Linked DNA regions of Homo sapiens: region 2 is linked to region 1. A link is a loop called in an ENCODE intact Hi-C map of the cell type or tissue named here. Cell type or tissue: mammary epithelial cell. All regions are shown on one strand.

What was found. Hi-C counts contacts between places; a loop is a spot of excess contacts. Peaks named below come from ENCODE experiments on the same cell type or tissue, not always from the same donor. Only the 100,000 strongest peaks of a DNase experiment are listed, where the experiment ranks them.
Region 2: a loop joins it to region 1, with 2.7 times the contacts of the local background. A loop is called at or near these places in 1 of 110 quality-filtered maps.

Annotation. Positions count from the first base shown.
Region 1 is chr7:38,559,887-38,563,886 of GRCh38, reverse strand. All of the region lies in intron 1 of AMPH (amphiphysin), which reads left to right. Among named protein-coding and RNA genes, the nearest start is that of AMPH, 69 kb to the left of the region's middle. In mammary epithelial cell, a CTCF peak has its summit at 2,413; a DNase peak (open chromatin) is centred at 2,546; H3K27ac peaks cover 703 bases.
Region 2 is chr7:38,746,555-38,750,554 of GRCh38, reverse strand. All of the region lies in intron 22 of VPS41 (VPS41 subunit of HOPS complex), which reads left to right. Among named protein-coding and RNA genes, the nearest start is that of AMPH, 120 kb to the right of the region's middle. In mammary epithelial cell, CTCF peaks have their summits at 2,014 (motif pointing right) and 2,404 (motif pointing right); no DNase peak of the experiment used is centred here.

The DNA.
Region 1 (4,000 bases):
AAACATGATTCCAGAAGTGTAAAAATAAATAAGTAATCGCAGTAAAAGAACATAAGAAAATATGTCAAATGCTAATGGTGGTGTTTGCTGGTCTTTGAGATAAGAAATATTTCTTTTCTTTAGACTTTCCATGTTTTGGTAACAGAGCACTTATATCTAAATCAGAATTATTCCTAACACTTTTGGGATAATTTTTGTTTTCAAATATGATTCATTTAAAAGTAATGTGTATTATTGCTCTTCTCAAGGTATTTTAAAGTCATGGATCATATGTAAATCTTTCATTCCCCAAATATTTACTGAGCCCCCAAGAGAAAGACTGTAGCTCACAGCTATTCAGATCCTGGGGGCCAGATTCTTAGACTCAAAACCCAATTATAGTACTTTTTGGTTGTATGACTTTTGGAAAGTTACTTAAGTCAGGCCTTTCCTTTTGTGGAGCTCATAGCCTCCTAGGAAATTGAGGTGTGAATACTCACCAAATACCATAGAATGAAATAATTTAATCATGATGTGTTTGTTAAGGCATCTGACTTAGTAGGTTCTCAAATAGAATTTGAGAATAGTATTTGAGAATAAGTGATTGAAATAAATAAATGAAAAAGAATTGGTTTAGAGAGTCTTCTCCTTACAGAAGACTGGTTGGTTCTATGGGGGCATTTATGTGTGCAATTAATAGGCTGCCCCTGGGTGAACCATGGAAAGTAGTTATCCATTCACTCATTCATTCATTCATTCATTCATTCATTCATCATTCAGTGCTTAACAAGTATCTGCATGTGTAGTGATAGGCCTGAAAAATCTCTTTCTAATGCCTTTTCTTTAGAAAACACATTTTAATTCAAATAGGAAAACATAACATGCTTAACAATTGGTTTCCCAACTGGGTGCAAATGTAGTTGACTTCAAGGTACTAGGGTTGAATTCAGGTACTCGTGGCTATGCTCAGTAAGGAGAACTTACAGAAACATTCAGGTAAGCTGTATCTGAGACTAATGATGGCTTGGAATTCTGTTTCAAGTTAAGCTTTACCCCTTTAAAGAAGAGGAAAAATAAGTATGAAGACACACTCCTTGCATTGCTGATTTTTGTTTGTTTATTCCTTTAGCTGCAATATTCTTAATAATGGCACATCACAAATAAAAGATGCTTTTGGTTTTTTTTTCTTTCTCTTACATTTTCACTCCCCTTTTCTCCATACCCCTCTCCTCTCCCTCCCCTCTTCTCCCTCTTTTTGTGCTCATATCATGATTCCTTTGAGTATTTTGTTACAATCCCAATATTGCCTCAGAGGCTGAGACTGTGAGTCTTACCAGCCCCTCTGGACTTAGGATTCCTCAACTTTTGCCTCGGATCTGTCACTTTCATGGTGTGAAAGGCCTTTAAGTCTTTCTTCCCTTCTCTGCTGTGCCAGTAGCTGATAATACATATTTATGAACTAGCGATTCCTTCTTGATGCTGTCAAAGTATTATAAACGACATCACCCCAATTTAAGACGTGCTTTAAAATTAATTGATTTAATTAGAAAAGGAAACTCTAAAGCAGTTAGCATGGCCTCTCCCTGTCAGACAACTAGCTGCTTAGTGCTGCCAGACAATGATGACTTTCTCTTTTGAATGTCAGGTTTATTGGAAAGAATAGAAAGTGTCAATGTGTTTTGCTTAGGATTAAACAAACCATTTTTTTTTCTTTCTCTGTCTAGGGAGGTTGCTCTGTGCTTACCTTGCTGACTTTTTTCATTTTTCTCTTTTAGCCTCACGTTTCCTTCCATGAAATGACTTTTTTCTTCCTCTCCTTCATTTCCACCTATCTCACTTCCCCACCTTGTTTTCTACTTGGCCCTCATCTGAAGTCCCACCGTTTTTGGAAAAGTCTTCTGTCTTAGTCAGCCTCGGCTGCCATAACAAAAAAAAAAAAACATATAGACTGGGTGGTTTAAGTAACAACACTTTTTTTTTTTTCTTACAAGTCCAAGATCAAGGTGCCAGGAGATTCTGGGTCTAGTGAGAAGCCTCTTCTTGCTTTTGCAGATGGCCACCTTCTTGCTGTGTTCTCTTATGGCAGAGAGAGGAAACGCTGGTGTCTGTTCCTCTCCTTATAAGGACGTTAATCTCATTATGGGGGCTTCATCCCAAGGACCTCATCTAAACCTATTTGCCTCCCAGAGGCCCCATCTCCAAGTACCATGGCATTGAAGATTAGGGTTTCAACATATGAATTTCGCTGGGACACAAACATTCAGTTCTCAGCACCCTCCTTCATCTGAACCGGAAGTGGTTCCACCTTTCTCCTTCATTGAGGGTTCAATCAAGTGCCAGTCATGAAGCTCTGTGGTTTTATTTTTCTCTCCTCTGCTTCTCTCTAAACAGGATAAGCTCAGGAATGCCAGCATTTCGCCCTCTTTCTGTTGTGCAGTGCCTAGCACAATGCTTGACACATGTTGGCACTCTGCTTCTTGACTGAGTCAGTGACTGATGCATGACCCATTGTGCTGGTACCTCTGGGCTGTACATATGACACTTTCTGGAGGATAAGACAGGGCTAGCAGTCTAACCTCATGAGAGGAACCAGGTATTGCTCATTTAGCTTGGAATGTTGATAACTATTAAACAGTCATGCTTTCAGGGCTGGAGGGGAACTTCGTGGTTCGTTATTCAACACCTACCTATTTCCAAATAGGAAAGATGAATATAGGAGAGGTTCAGTGACTTGCTGAGATCTCACATGGCAGTGGCCATATGCCTTCCCTGTTAGTTTAACCACATGCCTGCTGTGGGTCTTGGTTACTGGCCTGCAAATACTGACATTTAAGTGCTTCAGGAAAGGCTAAGCATCTGTTGATGCTTCATTAAAGATAACTTTTCCTAGTGAAAGAGTTAACTTGCTTTAATTGAAAGCATGGGTTTTTAAAGTTTCCTGATAGCCCAAGTTTGAGAGAACAAGTAATAAATATAACATATCATTTAGCCAATGGCAGAGGTATCACATTCTGATTCTAGAAAATAAAATAGCCAGACTTCAGCCTCACCCCAGACCAAGGAAATCAGCATCCCTGAGGATGGGCCTAGTGCATCAGTATTTTTTCGAAGCTACCCAGGTGATTGTGCTGTGCTGCAGCTAGCCTTGGGAACCACCCTAGGAGTGGTACTCAATTCAAAACTGTTGGGAATGAGGTAGGCTGCAAACAACACAAAATAAAACAAACAAACATGCATTGTGCTACTGGCTTGGATTTAGAACAAGTTCTCTTCTTGAACAGACATAACCCATCTAGCAGTGCTGTCTGGATGAGAGGAATGTGGCCCAAGTTACGTTGTGCTACTGATAATACTGCAAAGATGTCAGAGCTTTACTTTCTAAATTCTTGTGCCAGCTAGCTTGCACTGTGTAACAAACCATCCCAAAACTTAGTGGCTGAAAACAACAAATGTTTATCATTTCTCTCAATTCCATGGGCCAGGTGGGAATTCTCCTGGTCTGGGCTGTCTCAGCTAATATCAACTGAGGTTGCAAGTTTCTGGGGCTGGATGGACTGATAGGTGGTTGATTCGCTATTGGCTGGGGCGGTTGGGATGAGATGGCTGTGTGTACTGCATCATCTAACAAACTAGCCTGGGTTTGTCCACAGAGAGGAGGGCCCAGGATTCTTAAGCAAAAGAAAGTATAATCATGAGTAGGGACTTTTCAAGCCTCCGCTTGCCTATAGTTTGTTAAATTCTCATTGGCCACAGAAAATCACTTGGCTAATTTCAAATTCAAGGGTGGAGAGATAGCCTTCACCTCTTCATGGGAGGAGCTGAAGGGTCACACTGCGAAGCAGACTGCATACAGGAAATGAAAGATTTTGTGGGCCTTTTTGTAACCACAGTATACCAATGAGCAGAATTCCATATGAAACAGAAGAATTATCTGTGGATGCCACTTTTGTTTTATCATATTGCTTTGTGCTTCAAGTGGACTGGTTAGGTGATCCCAGCCACTAATCCATGTATACAGGCG
Region 2 (4,000 bases), 190 kb before region 1:
AACATATTGAATGTAAAAGAACTCAGCACAAGCATAGTAAAACCAATTATGTTTTAGACACAGTTATTTTTAAAAATTTATCTCGTGTCCCACTGAAAGAGAATTTTGAGCATGGATTAGAGGTGGTAATGGTGAAACAGACCATTATAAGATAATCAAGTAGTAATCCATATTTTTAGGACTCCCTAAATGGGTTTTCATGTTTCAGGTTACTGAGACTTCTTCATAAGAGATTATCTGTTTGTCAGGACCTATTGTGGGAAATCTGTATATTTGTAGAAAACATAGCACTCTACCCTATCAGGTACCCAAAGCTGTCTTAAAGGAGAGGTTCATGACAGTATTACTAACTCAAGATTCTCACTCCGTTTTCCTTAAAGTAAGTTCTGGTTGGGTGTGGTAGCCCACACCTCTAATCCCAGCACTTTGGGAAGCTGAGGGTGGGAAAATAGTTTTGGGCCAGGAGTTTGAGACCAGCCTGGTGAACATAGCAAGACTCTGTCTCTACAAAAATAAAAACATTAGTCCAGTGTAGTGGTACATGCCAGTCAGTATTCATAGCTACTCAGGAAGCTGAGGGAGGAGGAAGTCTTGAGCCCAAGAGTTTGAGGTTACAGTAAGCTATGATTGCACCAGTGCACTCCGGCCTAGGCGAGAAAGCAAAACTCTCTTTAAATAAATAAAAAAGAATAATAAGAAAGAATTCTGTATATACTCAGTCATCTTAGAAACAAATCCCTTTTATGTTTACATGTGACATGAAAAGCTATCGTATGTACCAATTTGCGAATGACAAAGTGGATTTCTCCAATTAAACGCATCCCAAGCTTGCTAGTAAAGGGCACGGAATACCTGTCTGCCTGTTTTGTATAAAGAGCGACTCATAGAAAATGTGATCTCTTTTTCTCCTGAATATGAAATTGAGAACTTTGAAATTATAAAGCCTCCCTTTCCCCAAAGAAATTTCTGTCTGCTTCCTTAGAATTTAGAGATTGTTGAGTCCTATTGGTACAAGAGGATTTTTTGTTCTTTGTTTCTACTTTAAATGAGAAGTGTTTAAGCTTTCAAAGGCATATTCAGAACCCATTGATCCACTGTTGTTTATAATTTACCTCTGGCAGAACACTATATCTTTCTAATTTTGGTTGTCTTCCTTTACTGGGAAGACACTATATCTTTCTAATTTTGGTTGTCTTTCCTTTGGTTGTCTTCCTTTGCCAACAATTGGCTAATTGTTGAGAGGAGGTGATTTCAGATTGGCAACTGATTGAAATCTTCAAGAATCTAGGTTAACCTTATTTTGAATTGATTGAAATCCCACAATCAATAGTATTTGGCCCAAAACTTTGGAAAGATCCTGACGTCACATCAAAAGCCCTAGTTATAGTTATCAAAGGCCAGAGTTCAGGATTTAAAATCACCACGACTCTGAAATTCAAAAATTAATCATAAACTTTTATGAAATTGTTTGTTCTAAAGGAAATACAGAGTTTGTGGGAATTTATAATATCTACAGCAATTTTTAAAGATAATAAAAATTATTTGTATTTCTTTTGTGCTTTATAATGTATGTTGTGCCTTCATGTATATTGTTTTATTTAATCTCTACAAAAGTGCAGTTAGGTGGATAGAGTCGTTTTATACATGACAAGCCAAGTCTTAGGGAGCTGGAAAAAAGCCTAAAGTCTAGAGCTAATAAGTTGAGGGACCAAGACTTAGAACCTGGATGACTTAATTTTAGGCTCTGTATTTTTTCCACTATGTTGGGGAATCATTTTCAGGTTTAAAAAGTTAATGGAAATAAGATATTTCCTAGTATTGCAAGAATCATGAAAGATTATTTTTTTTAACTGTTAAACTGTCCTGTAATTTACAGATGTGGTCATCAGGCACTGGTTTTCATTTTGCAAATCTGATTTGCTTGTGCCTAGAGTGGTTAAGAGCAGATCATCAGTTTTATAGTTCAGCAGATTTATACCGGAATTTGTGATCGCTCTCATATCTAATAGTATTCACAAGGTGGCAGTATTTCTGAATTCGGAAGAATAAAGCTGAGAGATGCCAAGTTTGCAGATTTTCATTAAAGAAATTTAAAGAGAAGATTGGATAAAAGATGACGAGATCAAGGATAGGTAGAAATAATTATTTAATTTACATTTGATAAGGTTCTTATTAGTTACCCTCAGTTTTCTAACTTCATTCTTTACCTTCATACTAAATCAGAAAGAGGAGAATTAAAATATTATTTTTGCATCATTTTTTACTCAAGTTCTATTATTATTCTGATTTTTCACTTCTATTTTCACTGCATTGTCCGCGTGTGTGTGCGCGCACGCGCGCGCATGTGTTGTGTGTGTCTACTTTAAAAATCTTAGTTTCCCTACTGTTTCCTCTAGAGGGAGCACCATGGTCCAGGAACATTCAAGAATCTAAATGCTTTCTTTTTATACTTTACTCAAAATTTCTAGAGATTTCTAAAGTCCATTTTCTCATTTGTGAGAAGAGGATAATTTAAGATACTGTTAGAAACTCATCATGAAACATCTAAAATTATGTGAAATTGAAATTTCAGAGACTCAAATTATCTTTGAACTTGGTGATACTCATCTGCTTACATTCCGTGTCATTCCTAACTTCAGCTTACCTTCAGACATTTCTTCCCACATGACTTCCTTTTTGAAAGTATATACAGGATCTTATAGCCTTGCTATTCTATGGCATATTCTACAGCAATGGAAATGTTTTATAATCTACTCTGTCCCACATAGTAGCCACCAACCACATGTCACAATTGAGTATTTGAAATCTGGCTATTGCTACCAAGGAACTGAATTTCAATTTAATTTAATTTTAATCAATTTAAACTTAAATAGACACATAGAGCAAGTGGCTGCTGTCTTGGATAACTCAGGTGAGGCTTCAAACTGCAAACTCTTTTGTGGTTTGAGACTAGCATGTTCTTAAGCATTCTCATGTGCAGAAGAAAATGGGTAATGGTTCTGTCTGAAATCTTGAATGGTATTTTAAAGTGTGTAAGTGAATTTCCAAGTACAGAATTGATTCATGGATACCTTTTAATAATAAATTATTTTAAGCAGCATAAATGCTTATCATTAGTCAGACTATCTTTCTCTAAACATTCTCCTTATTCAGTTGTATTACAGTGTTCTATTTATCTGTGAATGGCAGTCCCACTCAACTATAAACTATCTGTATCTTAACACCCAGAACAAATCTAGGCACTCAGTTGGCTTCTCAGTGGTTTTTTGTTTGAATCCCGTGTCCTCTGATGTATTTGCACTATTTTGCTTTATTATTTAACTTCTTACTTATGTTTTTTGTCTCTGCAGTAGTATCACTGCAGGAGAGTGAAGAGTTGGTAAGAAAGTTTCATCATTTACAATGGTGATTGACAGGCAAGACCATATAGGAATAGGTAAACCATATTTTTAATCAAAATAAAGGAAGATTTTCTCGGTATTAGCTAGGATTAGATTCAACTGTGAGTGATAAAAATCCCAAAATAATTGTGGCTTAACAGAGCAACAGTTTCTTTTTCTGTCACGTGGAAGTGTTGGTGGAGTGGCCCTGCTGAGAGCACCATGCCGCGGGGTCAGAGACCGGGGCTCCTTCCTCTTGTTCGTCCACCTTGGGTGACCTTGACCTCATGACGTAAGGTAGTGCCATCCAATAGTGGAGAGTCAGGGTAAGGGAAGCATTTCAGGCAAGGGGACGCAATGGAGAGGTGAGCAGAGGCAGGTGAAGCTGCACAGAAATTAAGGGCTAGGTTGTGGATGCCTTGTAAGTCGTGGTAGAGATTCTCAGCTTTAAGTCTGAGTGGAGCGATGCAATAGAAAGTTTTGTAGGCAGGGTATGAGATAAGGTTTCCCAGGTGCACTCATTCATCATACTGCACCCGGTTCAGATGCCACTTCCCCTTGAAGCTTCTCACAAGAGGACCACACAGTTTCAGTGTCCCTCCTCTGTACACATGGCCCTT